Linked DNA regions of Homo sapiens: regions 2 and 3 are each linked to region 1. The links are chromatin loops, found by intact Hi-C in ENCODE. Cell type or tissue: PC-9. All regions are shown on one strand. Each heading gives the region's core, and the rest is flanking DNA. Links, peaks and the distances in the headings are about the cores only. Region 1 overlaps LOC102723446 (a long non-coding RNA gene). Region 2 has its middle 110 kb from the start of IGFBP3. Region 3 has its middle 370 kb from the start of IGFBP3.

Region 1 (8,069 bases), core at 987-5,986:
TAGGGAGTCATGGAGAAGGTCCCAGAATAGAAATATCCTACACCCCCACATACCAGCCACATAGCTCCCCCTGCCTGGGGACTGAGCCCAGCCCACGCCCTCGGTGCTCTTCTCCCTAGGTTTAAATTCAGAGCCCTGTTGCCTGAGTTGACCCTGCTCTCACCTTGAATGCACTGGCAGATTTCCATGGGCTTCCAGCACCTCCTCTGTGCCCACTGGCGCCTGGTTCTGGGAATGACAGCAGGAGTGAAGAGGGGATGAAAACTGTCCCTAAAGAGCCAAGTGATGTTGAGTGCATGGGGAAGGGAACAGCATGATCTGTGGGTACACACAGACCATGGGGGGCTGACGGGGAAGGATATGGCTGGGCTCCTTGGAGGTGCATGAGGCACATGGAGCACAGTGCTCAAAGGCTGAGACAACAACGATGAAACGGGTGCGTTTAACACACTGACAGCTTTTAAAATGTGCCCTGAGGCAGGTGGCTGAGCTTATGTGTGATATTGATCCCTCCAGGGGTAGATGAGGCAGCACCACAGACTGAATGCTCACCCGGCATCAGCATCACGCATCCTAATTCTCGAAGTCATCATTCGAGTGGGGTTGTATCTACTTTTTAAAGATGAGGAAATGTAGTAATGTTTTTGCAGACATGGTAGAGCTAGTGGATGGCAGGAGCCCCTATCTCTGCTCAAGGGTGTCTGTCTTAGTCCATTTAGTGTTGCTATAACAGAATGCCTGAGACTACGTAATTTATAAAGAAAAGAGGGTTTTTTTTTTTTTTGGTTGGGGGATTGCTTTCCAGCAAAACCTGAAAAGCCTGCTAGACAAATTCTAAAAGAGCTCTAACACTTAAGAAAAGAGGTTGATTTGGCTCATGGTTCTGGAGGCTGTGAAGTCCAGGAAGCATGGGGCTGGCTTCTCATGAGGACCTTGTGCTGCACCCTAACATGGCAGAGAAGCAGCAGGGGAAGCAAGTATGTGCAAAAGGCCAGCCATGAGAGGCTTCCTCAACCTGTCACAAACTGCTCTTGTGAGGGTGAGTCAATTCCCGTGAGAACTGACCCAGTCTTGTGAGAATGGCATTAACCCATTCATGAGGGTGAGTTCTCAAGACCCAAACACCTTCTGTTAGGTTCCACCTCCTATCACATGAACTTTTGGGGGACACACTCAAAATGTAGCAGTGTCCTTGTCCTCAGGCACCCCTCAGGTGGGGTGAAGGCTGGGCACAACAAAATTGATGTGAAGACTCATCCCAAATGAATGGGGCACCCTCTTCCCTACAGGAGTGTCCACATAGCAGCTCCAAGCACTCAGCTTCCAGGGCCAGCAAGCTGCACGGGCGGCACCACTGGGCTCCCGAGAGGGCTGGGGGCTGCCAATGACATTTGCACTTCCCTTCAAAGCACCGAGGCACCAAGACTTTGAGGATGATGCCCAGAGGGAGGGTTTGGATGAGGTCCAGGAAGAAAGAAAGCTGAAGCCTCTTTGGGCAGGTGAGGGAGATGGCAGGAGCTTGTGGTTTTAGAGGCTGTGTGAAGTGAGATTGGACACTCAGCTGGGTCAGCCCAGAGGCTGGGTCCTGAGGTTGGTCTCAGGGCAGCTCCGGGAGACTCCACGTGTCCCTTCTGCAGGATGCTTCCCTCTCCTCGAGGCCCATCAGTGTGGAGTGGAGCATCCACCAGGGCCCCCAAGAACTTGGCACTGAGGGCACTGGGAATGTTCAGCAGGGCAGTGCCCAGCCTCAGCATGACAGGCTCGATGGCCCCAGGAGGATGTTCCAGCACCTCCCCTGCCATCCTCACCAGGGCTGGGAGGTGGAGATAGGCACTGGTGCTGCCCATGCAGTGCCCTGGGTTCTACATCTGGATTTCCCAGCAGGATGGGGTTTCAGGAGTCCCCTTAGAGAACCAGCTAATTTAACCTTATTAATCAGATGGGAATCAAAGGTCCTGGGTGGGGAAGTGAAGAGCTGCATGCTACAGACACATGGAGGTGATAGGGGCTCCTCCATCCACCCGGGAAAGGGCTCTGGGTGGGAGCCCTTGCTCTGCCAACCTTGGGAGGGCTTCATCCATCTCCTGGACACTCCCAGGGCCTGAGGAATCCTTGACGTCCCCTCTAGGTGCAACCCATGTCCCTGTGTGCATCCCAGGGGTCATCCTCAAATACTACCGTGGTCTTGGTGTCCAGAATCTTCTTAGCAGGTGGGGCTCTCCTTTCTTCACCAGCCTGTTGGGATCAGCTCAGCCAGTCTGGTTAAAGGACAAGTGGCTCTGAGCTTTATTGTAGAACTTACTTTGTTTTCCTCATAACTTTCTCTTTCCATGTCTGCAGCTGCCATTGTGTGGGGCTCCTTGAGGATGGGGACCCCCTGTTCTCTCAGCTCCACTCCCCAGCATGAGTCATGGTCTCTCTAAAGACCCCCTGGCCTTAAAGCAAACATCACCAGGTGCACTCAGCAAGGCTGGTGTCATCTCTGGATTCTCTTCATAACGCTATGGGAACACAGGAAGATAAAGCTCAAAGTGGAGGGAAATTTTTGGTGGCTTTGGGTGTTGGAAGTGGTGCAGCTCCCCAGGACCCCAGCCCCTCAGCAAAGCCGCCCTCAGATACTGTGTATGGGCTGTAGCAAGTCTGTTGATTTCTCATGGGGTAACGCCCTCCTTGGATGTTACTCTTTGCAGTTTACATAATACTAGACACATATTATTTTCTTTTATCTTCATACAACCCTACATTTTCAGCATTCTGGGAATTAACCACAGGCCCCACTATCTGGTGCCCAGAAAGACATGGGACACCCTTGGAGAGGAGCACTTGGCCTCTTTGCTGTCCTCGGACTTAGTGCAGGGTGGTGGGTGCCGGGTGCGGTGGATGGGGCTGGGCAGCAATGATGGTGCCCTTTACTCTTCTCCATTTACCTCCAAGGTTCTTCATGGTCTATGACTCCAAGGTCTGAAATGATCTCATTTACCCCACATGATAGATGTGGCCCTTCCAGATGAGGAGTTCAACAAGACTACATGGTAGAGCAGCCAGAGAACCCACTGGAAATAAGGCTCAAAATAAGGAGTAACCACAAAATAAGGTGATTTATAAAGGTGCATTAACTTATTTCACTAGAGAGGCAGCATTTTATTGAGTAAAGAGCACTGGGTTTTTAATCTCAGAGTCAACTATACGGTTCTGCTGTCTGTCTAAAGATCTTGGTCAAGAGTGTCTCCTTTCTTCCCTTGTAAAGGGATGAATGGGAATCCCCACCTTAGAATCTCTATGACATTATGAAGCTGGAAGTAAATAAGGGACATAGACAACCTTTCAGAATCAGCAAGGGTTGTCCCAATAGGGTGTTGGCTACAAGAATTATTTCATGAAAGAATATCTCAGGGATCACAGTTGAGCTGAATCTGGATCATTCTTTTGACCTGTACTGAGGAAAAGACAGGGATTTGAGTGCATTTAGGGTGAGCTGGCATTTTTCACTTCTCACCTCTCCATGCAATGATGCTGTCTGCTGGCCCCAAAGGCACTGTATTTGCCATCTCTCACCAGAGCCTTGTCAGAGCCTGCTGCAGCCAGGGGCTGGGCATGCCTAAGAGCCGGGAGCCACTGTTCCCAAGTGGGCATTACAGGGTTAACTTGTGTCTGTGGCCAAGGCACAGAATCAAAGTAGGATGAGTCACCTCTTGTGCATTTCTTACTTCAGCCCTCCTGCCACTTTAGAAGTTTCTGATGTTTAATTTCCTCGTTTCATTCCAGAGACAGAGAATGCTGATTCACTATGCAGTGAAACATGCCTAACGTGTCAACAGCTAAATGCCCGGTGACAGTGTGGTTGTCTGGGCAACAGAAGAAGTCACCCACGCAAACACTTAAAGGTGAGCTGTGAGAGTTAAGCAAGCGGGAGCTTTTCACTGAGTGAACTCACGTCCACACAGGGTGCGTGTTCAGACTCACGGGGCAGCTCCAATTATGGGGAAGGTCGGAGAAATTCCAGGCTCCGAGGAGTCCAAGACAGCATTCCAGCTCATTCCTAATTTTATATTCAGGTTCCTTAAAACAAAAACTTCACTATGAGACATTCAAACCCTTTGCATGTTACAGTCTGCAAAGTTTGAAAAGCATTTCCTTCCTTAGTGTCTCTGAGTTGCCCTAAATACTTTCTTTCAACCAGCAGGATAGGGGACAGTAGGTTTTTGTGACTACTTAAGTCTTGGCAGCAAGAATGGGGCCCCAGAAGGCGCTAGTGTTTCTGGAACAACCGATATCAGGGCAGATGTCTTGTGCTTGGCCCCTTGGTGGGCCACTTGCCTGGAGTTATGGGACAGGGATGAGCATGTTCCTGCCCCTGAGGAGTTCATGGTCAGTAGGGGAGGCTGCATAGACAAAACTCAACCCCTGGACTATGGCTGTGGCCCTGGATGGCCCAGAGGCCCAAGAAAATATTGGGCAAGAGTACCTCTTTTCTTCCTCTGTAAAGGGAGTAATAGGAATTCACACACTACAGTCATTGTGACAGGATGCATGGGTGGGGGTGTGCAGGGGACTTGAAGAGGCCACTGCATCCCAACTTTCTCTTCTGCTGATTATTTCCTTTAAATAACTTCTTGTGGATATTGCTTATGAGCAGATGCCTTGCTAGGTGGGAAGGGGGATGGAAGTGAAAACACATAAATCATCATCTCTGTTTGTGGAACTCGAGGTCAGGTGTGGAGAGGGCTGAGCAGGTGAAACTGAGTCTCCAGGTTGGGGCATGAGCCAGGGGCTGAAAGGGGCTCTCCCTGTACTGGCAGGGAGGATTCTCTTCTTCCCTGCTCTGTGGTTGCATGTGGCCTGCCAACCGTTTCTCTGTCACACCATGATGCAGTCATGGGTTGTCCACCCATTGATCTCAGGCATCTGTGGTCCTCCTCAAGGGAGAACACATGTTGGGTCATCTTCGTCTCTGATCTTTGTCCCTGCTGTCCCTGATCATGCTGGAGGTCAGGAAGGAGCTAGGCTCACAGGTGTGCCCAGGTGTTTGGCAGGGCAAAGGCCTGGGCTGAGACTCTACAATCTTGGGCTTGAGTTTTCCCATCTGTAGGACAGGAGCAGGGCCAGCATCCTAGGTTTGTGGTGAGGACTGGTTGAGGGCCACACCAGGCTCCTGGATGTGGCCGGCTGACCAGGGCTGGGTGTCTCACTGGCTCGCAACAGGGAAGAACAGAAATTGAGAGTAAATCAATGTGAACTTTACAGCAATTAGGCAGAGTAATTTCATATCTGTTGAATCTAACAAAAAATGGGATTTGTGTTTTGTCTTCATTTCATTTTTCTAGGACCATACTTATTTTACAAGAGGAACAGTTTTCAATGGAATGGATATTAAAACACACACCTGGATCCCTTTACCACAGGTGCTTTGAGAGGCACCATCAAGGACAGTGAGCTAACGCAGGTAACTCAGGTAACAGGGCGGTGAGCTAATGCAGGTAACACAGGTGACAGAGTCATGGGCTAATACAGGTAACACAGGGTAGTGAGTTAACTCAAGTAATATAGCTAAGCCAGGTAACCCAGCTTACACAGCCAACACCTGGCAGTGGGCTAACACAGTTAACTCAGGTGCTCACCTCGGGCACATCCCCAAGGCCCCTCGTGAGGTGGTCTGATGGCTGTCTACATGTGCCCCTGGACATCTGTATCCTGATGCAGGGGAGCCTGGCAGGAGAGGGGACCCTCAGACTCTCCCTCAGCCACACAGGGCAGACATCCTCCACGTGGCTTCAGCTGCAGCTGTCAATTGAGTGGTGGGCAAGGCCATGCTCTGGATAGTCTACCTGGTCCTCGGTGAGGCCCAGCCCCACTGACAAGCATTTGGGGTCTGTTTAATTGCTCAGCCTGTCTGCTGCTATTTGTCACATGCTAGTATTGGTGTGGCAGCTTCTTCTCTGAGTTCTAGAGCAGGAAAGTCCTGGAGACGAGGCCACTGCCAATGGGGGACCCTGCAGCCTGGAAGGGAAGGTGCCTGTGTGGTCCAGCCCTAGTGGCAGAAACTTGGGTCTGCTCTGTGTGTTGCGTCTACAAGTGTGTCTGCTTGGCTCCTCACTGACAACAGGAGTCTAAGAGATTCCTAACAACTGACTAAACAACACAGAGTCTGAGCAAACGTTACAGAAATGGGGGAAATTGCAATGAAATTCTGGAAAAGGAAACAGGCACAACTGAGACAACATGGAACCTTGCTTCTGAAGGAAGGGGTGGGGTGCTGTCTGGAAAGTTCTAGAAGACAAAGCACTAGCAAAAGGCAAGAACATATTGTGAATGACTCAGGAGAGGGATTCTGCAATTTTTTTTATCCACTAGGACAATCCTGTACTGAAGAGAGTGGGGCTCTGGGCAAACCCTTCTCTCCCCGGAGTCTCATTATTTTCAGTCTATAGTAGGGCAGTAGTGGGTAAGACGCCGCTAAAGTCCCTTCCAGGACCAGTGCTGGGAGTTTTCTTTGAAGGGACACGGTGGCTGCTCCTTTCCACCCTGATGGCTTCCTCATGCCTCTTCCTTCCTTGCCAACCCACATCATCTCCCTGGGACTTTGCTTGCAGTCAGCTCAGAGGTTGCCTCCATGCCTGCATTCCTACTGTGCTGTAAACACAAAGGATTCTTGCCAGATAGGGTGGAGTGGGGTGGGTCTTACCCCTCCTGAGGGAAGCCTATGAACTCTGACTCAGTGAGTTAAGGAGAAATACTTCTCAGGTGTGGAGAACACATACGCTGCTGTGTTGAAGGTGGTGCCGGGCAACATTTAAGTCTCCTCCAGGAGCCCCGGGAGCAGCCTCTGGGGGATGACCTGCACGTGGTCCAGTAACTTGTGTCAGGTTTGCAGGATGTTAGGGCCTTCAAGTTGATTTAGCTCAAAAATATTCAAACTTCCTTAGCAGCAAAAGTATTCTTTCTCAAACAAGATCTTATATGAAGTCCAAATATATAAAATTTCTATATTAAAGACAGCATTTTGTAAATTTCTTTATAATTTCTCATTGACGATGCTTATTTATTTGTAATTAAGCCAGTCAACAAAAATGTAAAGGACATTTTGGTCAACCTGGATACTTTCAGTTGTTTCAATATTTTCCTATCTTGATCTTCCTCATGTGGTTCCAAAAAATTCCAATTCATAAAGATAAGTAGCAATATAATAATTTCTATAATTTTCTTGAATAGATATGTCCAGTTTTGAATTTCAGGGAAATAAAAGAACCTCCTAATCAGAGACATGCCTGAAAGAATTTGACTCGAACTCAAAATATCTGAGATGATTGATAAGCTAATTACCCAAATCTGACCACTATACATTATATGTGTGGAAGCTTCACTCTGTAGCCCATACATATGTATAATTATTATATGCCAATTAAAAAAAGAAATTTGAAATATGCTTGTGTAAGAGTCATGAAAGAAGTATTTTTTAAAATTGAGGTAAAATTCACATATCATAAAATTCACCATTTTAACCGTTTTGAGGCGTACAATTCAGCGGCTTTTACATTCTCAGTGTTGTGCCAGCATGGTCTCTATCTAACTGCAGAACATTTTTATCACCCCCAAAAGAAAACTGACCCTATTAAGTATGCATATTTTCACTTAAGTTTTGAAGTAGTTACAATATATTAAAATGAAATGAATGCAAACCAGAATAACCAAGATGGTTTTAGGTCATGATAAATTCTGTGAAGGGAAAGTGATAACGAATGAGAGGGAAGAAAGACACTTGATTTAAGACCCAGATAATGGGAAGGTGTCAGCAATGGAAGGGGCAAAGGACGGGCCTGAAGAGGGGAAAGAGAGGGTGTGCAGAAGCCCTGAGGCAGGAATGAATTCAGCAGGTTTAAGTATAGAAATGAGGCCTGTGTGCTTGGAAGGGAATGTGCCCAGGAAGGATGGGGGAGCCAGAGTGGGCTGCTGGGGTTTGGGGTGCACTTTAGAATCCCCTGAACAATGTGGGAGCTCCTGGCCTGGGGCCTAGCCATGGTCGCTGGCAAGCTCTGCAGGTGATCCTGGTGAGAAGCCGGGACACAAATACC
Region 2 (8,069 bases), core at 1,717-6,716, 56 kb after region 1:
GCTTCTCAGGCTTTGTGATCTGTCTGTTACTTGTCCTGATTGTTATCCCTTGCCCTAGGCTTCCACAGCCTATATTTTTGCCTTTAAATGCTTTTGGAAAATGCTGTCCAGAAGGCTGCCACAGCCCTGGGAACTCTCTGAGTCTAATGAAACAAAGGCCAGCTCTTGTGCTGGTGTTTCGGGGACCTCACCCCATCAGGGTGGAGAAGACATCACAATTGTTTGAGAATAAGGTTTGTTTTGCTTCCTGTGGCACCAGCAACATGCACCATGAGCATGGGCTGGAGTCTTCATGACTGCCACTGATCCAGGGAAGCAGGCTGGCGGGAGGGTGATTCCAATGTCACCACAGTCTTTTACCACAACACAGTGGCTTCTTATTAAGTATCTCTTTGGTTGTTATAAGTTTTTGACTAGATTCCAGAATTCTGCAGAATTCTGACAGTTTTTGTCAGTTCATTAGTTGCTTTTGTGGAGGAAGGAAGATTGGGGATTTTCTAGTCTGCCATTTTTCAGTGATGTTTAATATATTTTTAACTTCGATTATAGAAAATTAATATAAAACATGCTTTAATGACTATTGTCATCAATGGAATGATATACAATTTCCATTTTTGAAAATGTTTCCAATTCTATATTCTTTACTCATGTATAGACCTTCATGCTAAAATACTCAATGTATGTCCTTCAAGTCATTAAATATGCATTTATATACATATATGAGGATCCTTGAAAATGCATACTTCGCTTTTGTAGCATCAAAAAATTAACACAGATGTTTCTCCCTTTCCCACTGACTGGCTGCAGCATTTAATTCATTAAATATTTCTGACTTTGTGGTAGGGCCTTTGACCTTGCTCCATCATTATTCTTGGTCCTGGAAAACCACATTCATGATGGAACATGTTTTTGTCCACAGCACAATATATATGTATTTTTTCTGGTTCAGAGAAGAGACTGCAGCCTCAGAGATGTTTATGTCTCAGGACTTTCTTGGGAAACTAGGGCTTTTAAACTTTCATCTACATGGTGAGGAAAAGCAAGGGAGTGTGGGGTGGCCACAGACAAATGTGGAAATGCCATTTGGTGTCAGAACATGCAAGTTATCTTAAGGCATGTCAGGGAGATAGGAGTAGCCCTTGCAGCTCTGTGGAGCACAGAGTCTAGCTGGGAGAAGCTTGATGCTGAGGCAAAAGAGGAGCCGATGCCGCTGTGCCACTGAGAGGGGCCAAGAGCAGCCACAACAGAAACAAAGAGCAGGACACAGACTGAGGAACCCTGGGGAGGGTGGCAGAGTCTGCACGATGTTGCCAACAATTAGAGGTTTTCTCCAAGCTCAGAAACACGGTGAACAGAACTGTCAATTAGTGTCAGTACATGTCACAGCTTGAAATCTCCAAAACTTCACTCACCTTGTAAAAACAGGTCAGCCACCAGCATTATTATAGGCACCATTACCATAGGTTGAGAAACTGGAGGCTGGAGGGAATCATTTCAGTTTGACATACTGCTTCTGATGTCCACTGAGCGTCAGGCGCTCCCCTGGAGTCTGGGAATATGATGATGAAAAGACTTGTTTTCTACCCTAAAAGCTGGCTGTAAAGTTCGGAGTCATCTTTAGCTTGAAGTTCTCCCTGTATCTCCTGTAATATTCGCATAGCACAGATGGCCTCCTGTAGCAGATGTAGCAGGAGAAGCCACAGACAAAACTCCTCAGACACCGAGTTAAAGAAGGAAGAGGTGTATTCGGCTGGGAGCATCGGCAAGACTCCTGTCTCAAGAGCCGAGCTCCCCAAGTGAGCAATTCCTGTCCTTTTTAAGGGCTCACAACTCTAAGGGGGTCCGTGCGAAAGGGTTGTGATCAATTGAACAAGCAGGGGGTACGTGACGGGCTGCAGGCACCAGTGGTCAGAGTGAAACAGAACAGACCAGGAAGTTTCACAATGTCTTTCTATACAATGTCTGGAATCTATAGGTAACATCAGTTGCTAGGTCAGGGGTCAAATTTTAACTACCAGGCTTAGGTCAGGCAGGCCCAGGCTGGTTTCTGGTCTAGTTCCTTGGTTTCGGGTCTGGTTCCTAGGCACCGGGCTACCTGCCTTTAGTTTTGCTTCTCTTTCCTTTTCTGAGTATAAAACAATATAAAACAATATGAGAGGGTCTATCTCTCTTCTCTCACTCCGAGTAAAGTCCTAACGTGGGTAATTTGTGTCTTCTTTCTTCTTTCCTTGGTTGGACCATGTAACAACATGCAGACTTAATTTTCTTTGCTAAACATGTATACATTTTTTCTACATATGCTTTATATGAGTTTTCAGTCTCTGAAATAGCTAGCAAAAATTAGGCCATAAAATCAATGAATACGATTTTAAATATATGATTTTCCTTTTGTAAACTGTAATGAGACACAATTAGATAAAAATGTCATTTTGAATTTTAGTCCCTATTGGTACCACTAATTATTATTATTTTGTTAATTTGTATTCAAGTGTAGAAAATAAAGGCATACAGCGACTTGGATCCAGGAAAAAAGATAATGCGATTGGAAGAAAATACACAGGCAATTTAAATCCAGCTGTTCTGAGCTTGAAATCCTTGAGTGTGGGAACAAATGATTTGTAGTCATTGAATTCTCAGATTTCAATTCATTACGGCAGAATTTGAGTGTGAGCTTGAGATGATCAAGGGAAAGTCTATAAGGGGAATTAGGATTACGTCAAAACGTTTGTAATGTTGGACAAAAGCAAGTTCCCAAGGCACAATTTTAGCTTCCTAAGTAAGTCTTTCTCTGAAGGACCTTAATTTAGGTATTTTTTTTTTTTGAAAAGAGTCAATGCTTTTAAAGTTAAGAAAGAAAAATTGTAGTTGTAGTTGGGCAGGATCAATAAGAATGTTAAAAATGGAAAAGTAAGCCAAAGTTAATATCACAATGTGATCAAAGCATAAAAATGTTTAAAGCCTTTTATGTGCTACTTCTGGGTCATCTGAATGCCAGGGCCAAGTCCAACCAATTAGCCAATACCATTGTGTAAACTATTTTTCCCGTTTCCTTTCTATATTTGCAGAGACTTAAAGTATGCTGTTTAACCCGAAACAATGATTCTTAATGGGTGAGGTCACAAGAGCCAGCCTCTTTGGTCGGATCCATTAACTAGAATGGGGTGGGTTTTCCATGATATGCAGGTGTTCGTAACTTGTGCATCTTGAGCACGGGGCCCAGACTGTTGATGACAAAGTATGTAGAGTGTTTTCAGAGATCGGATTTGATAACACTGCTTTGAGTCTGGACAGAAGATAAGGTGCCTTCCTTAAGTGGCTTTTTCAAATGATACAGAAGGAAGTGCATGGAAATGGGATGTGCAAGTTCCAGCTTTTCTACTCGGACCAAAGACTAGCCTGTTACCTTCTATGAACCTTAACTTTCTCACATGCGAAATGGGAGAACTCACTGTCACATGGCTGACCAGGGGCAGGTGCTCCAATGTTCATGCATCAACTCAGTGAGGTGTTGAAGGTGTACTCTGTGCCCTGCGCTCTTCCAGGGAGATAGTGGCAAGCAGGACTGTGGCCCTTTTTTCACCTCACTGAGTTTATGCTCTCACTGAGTGTGAGAAAGCGGAAAACAAACAAACAAAAAAAAACCCAAATAAATACTTAAGATATTTTCAGAGGTGACTCAAGACAAGTCAGACATGTGCCAAACTGGTGGGAAGAGCATTTTAAGTACAGGAAACAGAAACACCAAAGGCCCTGAGGCAGGAATATACTGAGAGTACATTTGGATTAGGTCAGTGGCTCTCATACTTTGCTGCCTTATTATCCCCTGGGGCCTTGCTAAAACTCTGAATCTCCACCCCAAGGTTTAGACTCAGCAGATCAGGGTTAGGGCCCGAGAATCTGCATTCTTCATTGGACTCCCTGGTGCTGCTGGCATTGGCTCCACATGTTGAGAAGCTTGGATTAGAGGAAAACACAGAAGTCTAGTTCGGCTGACTGGGAAGCAGCAGGTGGAGAGTTGGGTAGGGAGATCTGTGAGGGAGGGGCTTGTGCAGGAAGGAGTTTAGGTTTTACTGATTGAAGTGGGAAGCCATTAGAAAGATCGCCCTGGTGCTTTGTGGAGAACAGTTCACAGCAAGAAAGCAGGGAGACAGGTTAGGGGCTCTCGCAGCGATTTAGGCCAGCAGTTAGGGCAGGTTGGGCTAGTAGTAACAGTGGAGGTGGTTGTTTTCAGTTATCCCTTGGAAGTAGAGGTGTCAGGCCTTGCTGATGACAGGATCTGGGATGTGAAGGAGAGAAATGAGCCAAGGACAGCAACCAGATATGAAGCCTGGGCACCCTGCAGCTGGTCAAATGTGTGTAAGGACCATTGACAGTCATGTGGTGGGGCTGGGCCGGGGCTGTCTCCCTTCTCTCCCAAACACGGCTTGTAATAATATCAAGACATTTAAGGTGCGGTGAGGTAAGTCAACCAGGGGCTGGGCACTTTTCCTCTTTAAGACCCCAGCCTGCAGGTGGCCGGACCTTCTGCGAAGCTCCAGTTGACGAGTTAGTTTTTCTCATGTGGTTCAATGACAGGGACTGACAGACACATTGTTTTGACAAAGTCTGCTCTTTTTGCTGTAATATTCCTTCTCCACATCAGAGTTCTGAGGATGGATAGCTCTAATACCCACCCTTGGAGATTACTGGAGATAAATTTATGTGAGACAGTGTAACAGAGGAAAAAGCATGGTGTTTGGAATGCCAAACCTAGGATTGTATCTTTATTCCCTCCTCCAGACTGCAGGCATATTACTTAACTTCTCACTGTCTTCATTTTCTTGTTTGAAAAATAGAGATAATAATGTCAAGTGATTCGCAGCTTTTTGAAGATGAAAGAAGATAAATCACGTGTAGGATTTTTTCATCTAAAGGTCTATGTGAAAATAAGTTGTTTTATTATTATCAATGTTTTCATTAGGATGTTGCAAAAGTACTTGATGAATTGCAAATGACTCTGTAAATGGATGATGTTGCTATGAGTTTACAAAATGTTCATAAATGGATGATGTTGCTATGAGTTTATAAAATTTTCAGCCCAATTCGTGAACTCTTGACTTGGGACTGTTCCTGTGTCTCATAGTTCACACATGCCCCGTCAGACAAATTGTCTGGTAGATTTGAATTTCTGCCATGGGTAATGAGTAGGTTTTGGAGAGTGGAACAAGGCTATCTTGGGTTTCACATTCCTCTGATTTCTCCAGAATATTTCCTGAGGACTGTGAAAGAAGGCAGTTCTAAACGCAAAGAAACTCTGGTATTGAAATGGTTTTGACATTCCAGGGAAAATCCACCAAATTAAGACAAGAACTGTGGTAGAGGGTGTACACATTTTTATTGGTTGAACTGCTATAATTCTGGATACAGTTCATTCAAATCTGCAAATAATTTTAGGATTTCATTTGTAAAAAAATGTAGTAGCATGGGAAACCTCATTGGACTCAAGAAACAAAGGCATCACAAAAATGATGAATTCTCTGTTTATTATGGAGGGATCAAGTCTGGTAATAAATTCAGGTGGACGTGCAAGATAGTCAGTATCTCACATGATGCTCAATGATGCCAGCCTTCACACAGATGCCTTCTTTCTGAAACTGTTGTTTCTCTTTGGTTGGCCCTTTGTAGGGAACTGCCTATCATCATGATAACCACCTCTAACTGAAACTCACCATATGCCGGTGGTGACCACCATGCTGAGCTCTTTCCATACTGTTTGGTTTTTCCCTGTACTATTGGTAATCCTGTCACTAACCCTGTGAATTAGGGACCAGTACAAACCTCATTTTAGAGCTGAGCAAGCAGAGTCTCCAATAAGTTGAAGAATTTGCTAATGAGAGGGTTTGCCTTGGTTTGCCTGACTCAGACCTCTCTGATCCAGGAAGTGGGATCCAGGTGAAAGGCTTATTTTCTTCTTAGTGTGGCACATATGAAATATTAGTCTTTATGTTTCTCTCTTTGGAGCTGGAAACCTGTGAATTACCACATCTTGTAGCTTCATACTCTTGGCCAGGCCCTAGTAGTGCCTGTGGCAGGAGGGGCAGCAGGGAGGGGTTCCTTGCTTAGGGTTCTCCTTGCAGACTATGACTTGGCCCCTTGGGTCCTGATCTCTTCCTCTCTGGCAGTGTTGGCTGTGAATCCATTGGGAAACAAGTATCTGTGGATACGCATGTGTATGTGTAAGTCACATAGAATCTTGGAGTCAGTACCTTTCACTCTTAGAATTGGTGTGTTCATTAAGAGATTTTCTTTTTCTTTTTCTTTTTTCTTTTTTTGAAACAGAGTCTTGCGCTGTCACCCAGGCTAGAGTGCAGTGGCATGATCTCGGCTCACTGCAACCTCTGCCTCCCGGGTTCAAGCGATTCTCTTGCCTCAGCCTCCCGGGTAGCTGCGATTGCAGGTGCCTGCCACTGTGCCTGGCTAATTTTTGTATTTTTAGTAGAGATGGGGTTTCACCATCTTGGCCAGGCTGGTCTCGGACTCCTGACCTTGTGGTCTACCCACCTCAGCCTCCCAAAGTGCTGGGATAACAGGCGTGAGCCATCGTACACAGCCTGAGATTCTCTTCTCATTTCAGTTTCCCTTACTTTCCAGTCCAGTACCCTAAACCTCCTGGGATTGGAGACTCAGGATGTATAAGGTAATCTTTTTTTTATTTTTTTTTTTTAGACAGAGTTTCACTCTTGTTGCCCAGGCTGGAGTGCAATGGCGTGATCTCGGCTCACTGCAACCTCTGCCTCCCAGGTTCAAGTGATTCTCCTGCCTCAGCCTCCCAAGTAGCTGGGATTACAGGAATGTGCCACCACACCCGGGTAATTTTGTATTTTAAGTAGAGACGGGGTTTCTCCATGTTGGTCAGGCTGGTCTCAAACTCCCGACCTCAGGTGATCCACCCTCCTCAGCCTCCCAAAGTGCTGGGATTACAGGCGAGAGCCACCGCACCTGGCCAAGGGAACCCTTTTAAACTGTGAATGACGCTGAATGCTCCTAAGTTCTTTTTATAAGTTTCTGTTCTTGGCAAACTTTCTTTATCTTATGTTTTATTTATTTCCTTGAATATGTTAAATCGACAAAAATCCCCAAAATAAACAAAAACTGTTTATCTTCTCTATTTTAGTTCCGTGAAAAAGTTGGTTCAAATCATTCAGCCTGGCATTACTGGAAATCTCTAACAAGATTTACAGCGGTGCCACCCCAATGAATTCCACCACACTGAATTCATTGTTCATTGAGAGAGATTAGAAAATGAAGATACCATGCCCCTTGGCTTCCCTGCTAAAGGAGACACTGGGAAAGGAGAGGTAAGTCTAGCCTATCATTAGTCTCTTAATTTTCTCATATTGATTTAGTTTGAAGAGTTTACTTAATTTCTTTAAAAATTATGCCCTTTTTGTTAAATTAGTTTAATTTTTAAATTGAAAACTGTATATTAAACATGGAGGAAAAAAAGAACATGTGCACAAAATGGGAAAGCCTCCAAATAACAGCAACCTGCCTGCCTCTGTTAAGCGGTGTTTATAGCCATATCTGTGCCTGTCATCCACACCAGGCTGGGTGATGTTGCTCTTGACACACCCATCCTCTGGGATTGACTCCACTCCTGGGACAGGCTGCAATGAATTGGAGGCAGCAGCAGCAGCACCAACAGGGAACTTGTTAGAAATGCAGGTTCTCCACCTCCCCCTTCACTAGGAATCTGACACTTTGGGGGTGCGACCCAGCAATCTGCACTCTGTCAAACTCGTGAGGTGATGCCCATGCATGCACAACTTGGAGCACATCGTCTGACCTCAGGTAATCACGGTGATCCCAGCTGCATTCATTTCTTGGGGCTGCCAGAACAAACTACCGCAGACGGAACGGCTTCAGAAGAAATATGTATTCTTTCCCAGTTGTGGAGGCCGGAAGTCTGAGATCAAGATGTTGGCAGAACTGGTTTCTTGTGAGACTGAGGGAAGGATCTGTTCCAGGCTTCTCTTCTTGGCTTGTAGATGGCCATCTTATCCCGGTGTCTCTTCTCATTGTCTTCCTTT
Region 3 (8,069 bases), core at 2,105-7,104, 310 kb after region 1:
AAGCTGTTTAGGGAAGTATGGCAACAACAACAAACACTGAGCTGCTTTCAGGACAGTGTAACCTCAGGGGGAAAAAGCAATTTTTAAGCCATAAAGCATTTTTAAATTTAATTTTTATTGATACATAATAGATGCACATATTTTCAGGGTGCATGTGATAATTTAATACATTATACAATTAGTAAATATCCGATCAGGATAATTAGGATATCACTTTAAATGTGTGTCTTTTCTTTATGCTGGAAACGTTCAAATTATTCTCTTCTAGCTATTTTAAAATATACAATAAATTATTGTAAGCTACAGTCACCTTGCTGATCTATCAAACACTAAGTCTTACTACTTCTATCAAATTGTGTATTTGTGCCTATTAATTAACCTCTCTTCATGTCTTCCACCCTTCTTACCCTCTGGTAACCACCAATCTACTCTCTATCTCCATGAGATCCACTTTTTTAGCGTGGACATATGAATGAAAACATGTGATATTTGCCTTTCTGTGTTTGGCTTCTGAGAACATGTGATATTTGTCTTTCTGTGTTTGGCTTCTGAGAATATGTGATATTTGTCTTTCTGTGTTTGGCTTCTTTTACTTAATATAATGACCTTCAGCTCCATTCATATTGTTGCAAATGACAGAAGTACAATACTGCAAACCTGTAGTCTCAGCTAACTTGGGAGGTTGAGGTGATGATCAGGAGTTGGTGCCCAGGAGTTAGTGTCTAGCCTGGGCAACATAAGGAGATTCTATCTTCTAAAAAAAAATTCACAGAAAGACATGTATCCCATCTCCTGACCCATAATATGGATTTTTAGTGTATGAACTAGTTTCAATGTGTTTGCTCCTCAGGTGGGTGTATGAGTACCTCCCTACTCCAAGCTTTCATCTTCCCACTGTCTGCTTCTTTAAAATGCCACCATCTGAGGGAAGGACTCCATGCAGTTTGCAGCTCCTTACTCATTTAAAACCCAGCTGCAAAAGTCTAAATTAGGAAGGTCAGATCCATAGTCTTTACAAATGGCCTGAAATCATGACGTAGCAAAAATCACTTCTAAATCTTAATAGTGCTCTGTTCCTTTCTGTAACCTCCTTTCTGTGTGCGTGCAAGGCACCACAGGATTAAATGTTTGGATGTTGTTAGAGCAGCAAAATAAAACTAATTATTTCTGCAGTGACATTTTGGCTTGTATGAACATGAACATGAAAAAGCTATCTTTTATGCATTTCTCAACTGAGACATTAGAATCCTTTATATTCAGCGATTTCTGTTTCAACAAAAAGCAAAGGGGCAGGTATAGTGGTGCACGCTTATAATTTCAGAATTTTGGAAGGTCAAGGTGGGAGGATTGCTTGAGACCAGGATTTTGAGACCAACCTGGGCAACATAGTGAGACCCTGTTTCTACAAAAAACAAAGTAAAAATATTAGCTAGGCATGGTGGCACACGCCTGTAGTCCCAGCTACTCAGAAGGTTGAGGTGGGAGGATCGCTTGAGCCCAGGTGGTCAAGGCTGCAGTCAGCCATGGTAGAGCCATTGCACTCCACCCTTGGCAACAGAGCCAGACTCTGTATTAAAAAAAAAAAAAAAAAAGTTGAAATTGCAACATGAGAATGTGAAGGAACAATTTGCTAGTCTTTTTCTTTCTATAGCATGCCTTTTCTCTAAGGTGGTCAGCCAACCAGCCATTGACAGTACTTAAGTGACAGATACCAGCTCAACTCTGCATCGGGCAAGGAACAAGATAGAGGATAGTTCTCACCACCCTTCCAAGTGACAGTGATGACTTAACAACCACCAGTGGAAAAGTCATGTTTAATAATATCTATTTTAGAATTTAGAAAATTGAAGCTCTGAGAGTTTAACTAACTTGCTCCTAGTCATGCAGTAAAAATGACAGAGCTGGGTCATGAACTCACTTAATATGGTCGAAATCTAGTGCCTGAAAAGAGAGCATACCAAAATGATTGAGCTTATTTTCACTCGGCATTTTTTAAAAATGGATTTATATCTGGGTAGTAGAAAGAACTTGTGGAATCAATACACCAAGATTTGAGGCCTTCTGTGGACTATTTGCTGAATGGGGAAATTCATTTCTCTGTTCTGTGCTTTTGCTTTATTATAAAAAGTAATCTTTTTTTTTTTTTTTTTCCAGACACGGTCTGGCACTGTCACCCAGGCTAGAGTGCAGTGGCGCAATCTCAGCTCACTGCAACCTCCACCTCCCAGGTTCAAGCAGTTCTTCTGCCTCAGCTTCCCAAGTAGCTGGGATTACCGGCACCTGCCACCACACCTAACTAATTTTTGTATTTTTAGTACAGATGGGCCATGCTCGCCATGCTGGCCACGGTAGTCTCGAACTCCCAACCTCAGGCGATCTGCCCGCCTCAGCCTCCCAAAGTGCTGGGATTACAGGTGTAAACCACCGCGCCTGGCCAATAATCTTTAAATATACTCCAAACAATATAGCTAGGGGTGTAACTTATGTGTTAGGCAACCAAAGAAGATTTTTTCTTTTTTAACATTTCTGTCTTGTATATGCCAAATTATTTTCAGTAATAGGCATGAAATAATCAGTCATCATTATTATTTTCTAGATTCATCCTTTAATGATGAAATAAGTTTTCAAAAGGATAAATGTCATTTAAAAATCCATTCTTCAAATTCAGTGAAATATTTCATATAGGAACTTACTTTAATATTAAATATAAAAATATTTAATATAGACATTTGTTCTTCCTCAACAAGGAGGTCACACCTCCCAGACTGTGCTCCAGGTTGACAGGGCCAGAGGAAGACTGAGATTGCTTCTCTACCCTGACGGTCACTGTGTCATCATTGCTGATTAGAACGTCCTGCTTGAAACTCAGGAATGTGTTGTACCCCAGGGTTTGGGCACACAGATTGCACTAAAATGGAACCCAAAGGATTTCTATGCCTTACAAATGTATTCTAGAAGTGAGCAGTTGTAGCTGAATCCTCCAGCTATGTAGCTGGGAGCAGTGATTTAGGTCATAGGCCAACAACATCTTTTTGGGGTAAAGGAGCATTTTATCACTGGTGTTGTTTAGAATCTCTGGCAAACACTGGTGATGAAAACCAGGCTGATTTTTATAGGGTTTTATGATTGTCTTTAAGTTTTCTGCAGACAATGTACCCCTCACTGCCTGCACCCAGAATGGGGGGCATGCCCACTGCCCTGCCATTGGTACAACGTTGCACAGAATTCCACTTTTGTATGATTTCATTGTGCTAAATGCCTGTGTTGCTGGAGACCTTTTAGGTCAGCTTTATTGCAACATGCAATCATTATACCTCAGCCCCTGTCTGGGAAGCTTTAGAGAGGAGGGTTCAGGAGTGAGGCTTGGGCTCCTGAGCCCATTGCTTTAAGTGGTGTTGACATGTTTGATAAGGTGTGCACCAGACCCCCTCCTTCTGGGTCAGCAGTAGCCTCCAGTGCTGGCACTAAAGAAGACTTGCAAATGAATATCCCTCTTCACAGAGAAGGGTCCACATTAAATGTGTAACTAGGAGGAAGTAGATCCTTTATTCAGCCCCTAGATCTGAAAGTGCTGCTGACCAGAGGGAAGACCCCTGCCTGCCTTTCTTCCAGTGGTGGTTCAGATTCAACAAGCAGGAACTGAGTGTTGACTTTCTGCACTTATCTGTTAACCAAGGTTTTATAACCTCTAAAGAGGAAGGAACTGGTATTTAGTGAATACCTACCCTGTTGCATGGGGACTATAATTCCCCCTTTTTTAAGAGACTAAGTTGAGGCTTTGGTTTTCAGGGCTACCTGGTTAAGAATAGAAATCTCCCAGATGTCCAGACACCAGGACTGGGTGCCACTGAGATGGCTCAGCTGGGACACACAGTCAGCACACTAAACCCAAAGCTGTCCCTGGAAACGGCCCCACTTGCTTCAGGGCATGGTGCAAAACGTTGATTTAATCTGAGAAGCTGCTCTCTGGCTTTAGGCCAGAGGAGCCACCCACCCAGCCAGAGAGGAGCCTGGCCACCATTACTCAGACCTCTCCTTTCTGGAGAGGGAGTGCACAGCTGGCTCTGTCAGGCGTGGCTCGCAGGCCTGCGGAGTCATTCTGATCCCATTACCTGCATTGCCCACATTACTCCAGAGGCCCCTGATCTCAGCCCACAACTCTGGGCAAATACATGCATCTCACCTGCACAACATCTCTCAAGGAGGCTGTGAAAGGGTTTTTTGTCTCTTGTGTGTTGATGGATGGGTGATGAAACAAGAATACCCAGGGAATGATTGATCATAATTCTTGGTCACCTGAAAGTTGATCTTATTCCTTAGTAGACTGGATTCTACTGGGTAAGGACATCGTGTAGCTCTGTGCCTTGATTTTCTAGAAAAAGAAAGCAAAACAAAACCCAAAACACAAATAAAACAATGATCAAACCGAATTAATGAATTAGTTACTTATTCCTTAAATGTGTCATTTGAGAATCCTGAGCCCATTTTGATCTGGTCTAGGATAAATAGTCATCCCTCTTACCTGTCCATCTACTTAACAAAACTGGCGGGTTACGTGCAGTGTTATTTTTAATGATTCATACTAAAACTTGATGTGTGAGAGCAATATACTAATAGTTTCAGGGAACACTGACTCAGCCACAGTCAAAGCCCTTGGGGTTTGAAATCTAAAAATAAGAAGCATGCTTTAAGAGTAAATTCCTTGATACAAAGAACAAGCTGTTTCTTAGTTCAGCATCTGGGATTACCCAGCCTTTGCTGTAAAGAAACATTCGTTTCCCCAGTAAACAGGGGCTCCCTTGGCCTCTGTCAACAGAACTCTTAACCTGGAGCCCTTGGGACCAGCAAAAACAGGCCATAAACCCCACACTTCACATGACTTTTGCCAATCCATCCCAGAACTGCCAGTTCAGGAAAGGAAGAATGAGGAAGCTGCTGTTTGGTCCCTGGCTTCCTTTTTCCTTTGTATTTGTTACTGTTGTGGTGTTTATTTATAACAGTACCTATTTTATTCCTATTTGAGTTTGAAATTTGGGCTGGAAATCAAAAATTTAAAAGCCTCCATAGTGAATAGATCAAAGATGTACTTTTCATTCCTTCTGATATCTCAATTGCTACAGACAAGAAAACACACATAAAAATACTTCTATTCTGCACAGAAATAGCCTCAAATTTAAGTATTGGAGAAAAAAAAAACAGCCACATGCACTCAGAAGGTTAGATGTGGCCAACTTTACTTACAGATTATGTTCATTTCTAAATGGTTCAGTTATAAAGTTATACTGACAGCGGCTGGGGGTCCTGGAAATTCTCTAACAGCCAACTGTTGGGTCTTGCTTAAGATGCATTTGGGAAAAGGATCTGTTCTCTGGATCCATTTGTCTGTTTCTCACTTTACTTTTCTTTCATTTTCTCTGATGAGGTTTTATATGCTACCTGCAAAAGTCTATTTTAAAAACATAGTATTTTTAATAAAACTGTTTAAAGTAGAAAATTCAAGTGCCATAAAATAATACACTAAAAAAAGTATTTCTTCTCCCGCAACCCCATACCAGGCTCACTGAGGGAGTTCCCCATGATTGTCCTCCCGCTTTCTTTGTACCTTTGCAGACATGAGTGCACAGGCATTTACGTGACAAAGTTTACCACCCCACTTCTTTACACACTTTTTTCATTTACCTTCTTTCCCTTAATCTCTAGGATTTCTTTCCTTTCATCACTTGGAGAACATTTTAATGACTATATTGTGTTTCATGGTTTCAATGAACTCTTTTTAGCCACGATTTATGACCCACTGCTGAACACTGGGAATGTTCTCCAGTCATTTCCTACCACACTGAATTCGATGAATGTGCACACATCTGTACACGTGTGTGAGCACCTATGTGTACGTATGCAGCTCAACTCACTAAAAGTGAAATGATAAAGGGGATGCACGCTTGTTTTCCACATGGCTAGAATTTCATGTTGGATGAAACTGCCAGCACTGCCAAATCAACTGCAAATAGGTGTGCAGTGAACGCTCACAACCAAACGTTTATATCCGAGGTTCCTGTTTCCCAATAACTTCAAAAGAAAAGTCCATTACTAAACATATTGGTGTCTGCAGTCTGAGAGGAGGAGCACAATATTTTGTCCTTGTTTCAGTTGTTTAACTATGAGCCAGGTTAGGTCATCTAGCAGAGCTTCAAGTGGCATTTGGATTTCCTTTTCAGGGAATTGTCTGTTTAATGCACCTTGTCCATTTTTCTGTAGTTTCTTGTCTCCTACCCTTTGAATATCTCTAAAAATATCTGTACACAGACACTCTCTCTTTCTCCCCTTTTTCTGCTACACTGGAAGAAAAAAATGACAGTATGCATTTTATTTTAGGGAATTATACATTTAAGGAAAACATCCTCCTACTCAAATTAAAGTTACAAAAATTACCCATGTTTTCTTTTTTTCTTACTTGTATGGCTTATTGTGTTCTTCTGGTGTAAACAGGCAATCCAACCAGCGTTTATTTTGGTTTAAGGAGTATTGTAAGGATGCAACTTCATTTTCTTCCATATGTATTTCCCATTGCCAGTAATGAAATAATCCATCCTTTCCTTTTGATTTAAAATGTAATATCTATCATATATAATTCCTAATATTAATTTAGTTCCATTTCTGGACTCTATATTTTCTTTCATTGATTTTTGTATTCTCAGAATAAAATTGTTGTATTCTAGATTTGTTTTATTATATGATGAGGCTTGTGCTTGTCTTCCCATTGCTTTTATCTTTTGGATATTTTGTAGACATTCTTTCATCTTAATTTTTCCATATGAACTTTGAATTATCTATTAAAAATGTTCTTTTATTACCATTATTGGTAGCATTTTTATTATTAGATTAAAGATAAATTATATGTTTTTTGAGATTCAATCTTCTCATTAAATAACGTATATGTCTTTTAATTATTCCATTTGTTAATCTTTGTGTTGCTCCATTAGTTTTTAAAGCTCTCTACTTACAGATCTTACATATTTCTTATAAAATTATCCGCAGGTGGGCTTGACTGAGACCAATGTCTGAGACTTGTCCTTCTGAAGAAGTGGATGTCTGCTGCCCACTTGTGAGAATTGCTTGCAGCCAAACGTAAGGCCGTGGGCCCAGTTAGGCACCAGAGGGCTCATCAGCTCATTGTCGCCCACTTTAGTCTGCCGAGATCCCACCCACTTGATCTTGTCGGGAGAGAAGGCTGGTTCTTCCTCAGTCACCAGGGGCCAACGTCACCCTTGCAGAGTATGTGAGCACCAAGGGTCAGCTCCTTTCCCTTAGAGTCCCCACAAGCTTGTCAAACAGCTCTTGTCATTCACCTCTAACTGCTCAGTTGAAGCATTTCGTCACTGTTAAAATTTATGACAAATGGATGGGTGTCTGCCAAACACAACTAGAAACCACAGGAAGATCGGGAGCGAGGGAAGGAGGTGGGAAGCTGTTTAGGACCTCAGGACTTGAGAAGGAGCACAGGGTGGGGGTCCTGTATCCCTCACCCAACAGAGGTGGTCACTCAGACCTGATCTTTGCTGATCCCCACCCTAACAACCAATGGCAGTATAGGCAGGCTGCTCCCTTTCCTGGATTGGATGGGAGACCCTCTGAGAACATGAGGCAATCCTGATAACACCTCAGGGGGACTGACAGGGAGACTGGCCACCAAGGGAGGCGCCCTCCTGCCCTACCAGGCAGTCCTCTGTCCACCTAGAGACACCAGGTGGGAAGGCAGAACAGGAAAGAAGTCCCCAGTCAGACAGCAGCCCAGCCATGAAGCCTCTGTGTCCTCATGGCCCAAGACCCTCCAGACTGCCTAGGCATGAGCTAGGGATGACTGAGGAGTTGAATTCCACCACATGCTGTCCTCCCCAATGGCCAGGCTGGGGAAAAACTTTCTGTCCCTCAGGTGGCACAACAGGAACCAGTGGGAGCCCCAGCAGTACCATATCTAACAAGCAGACCAAAATGACACTGAAAAGCTCTGATGAGTAAACTTCCATTAGAACCACAACCTGCAAAGCAGGTCAGACCTAACAAAGGCAACT

The links. Hi-C counts contacts between places; a loop is a spot of excess contacts. Peaks named below come from ENCODE experiments on the same cell type or tissue, not always from the same donor. Only the 100,000 strongest peaks of a DNase experiment are listed, where the experiment ranks them.
Region 2: a loop joins it to region 1, with 10 times the contacts of the local background. A loop is called at or near these places in 3 of 110 quality-filtered maps.
Region 3: a loop joins it to region 1, with 6 times the contacts of the local background. A loop is called at or near these places in 4 of 110 quality-filtered maps.

What each region holds. Positions count from the first base shown.
Region 1 is chr7:45,974,585-45,982,653 of GRCh38, forward strand. LOC102723446 (a long non-coding RNA gene) reads left to right here. Exons shown (of 4, transcript NR_187744.1): 2 at 3,766-3,884; 3 at 5,325-5,443. It also overlaps the pseudogene RNU7-76P. Among named protein-coding and RNA genes, the nearest start is that of IGFBP3, 57 kb to the left of the region's middle. RefSeq lists an enhancer at 3,043-4,242. In PC-9, for the core only: no CTCF peak of the experiment used is centred there; DNase peaks (open chromatin) are centred at 3,727 and 4,497; H3K4me3 peaks cover 1,111 bases; H3K27ac peaks cover 3,624 bases.
Region 2 is chr7:46,029,465-46,037,533 of GRCh38, forward strand. No RefSeq gene overlaps it. Among named protein-coding and RNA genes, the nearest start is that of IGFBP3, 110 kb to the left of the region's middle. RefSeq lists an enhancer at 4,063-4,562. In PC-9, for the core only: no CTCF peak of the experiment used is centred there; DNase peaks (open chromatin) are centred at 3,107, 3,677 and 5,917; H3K4me3 peaks cover 436 bases; H3K27ac peaks cover 4,950 bases.
Region 3 is chr7:46,287,182-46,295,250 of GRCh38, forward strand. No RefSeq gene overlaps it. Among named protein-coding and RNA genes, the nearest start is that of IGFBP3, 370 kb to the left of the region's middle. RefSeq lists an enhancer at 3,817-3,896. In PC-9, for the core only: no CTCF peak of the experiment used is centred there; DNase peaks (open chromatin) are centred at 4,120 and 4,610; H3K27ac peaks cover 2,328 bases.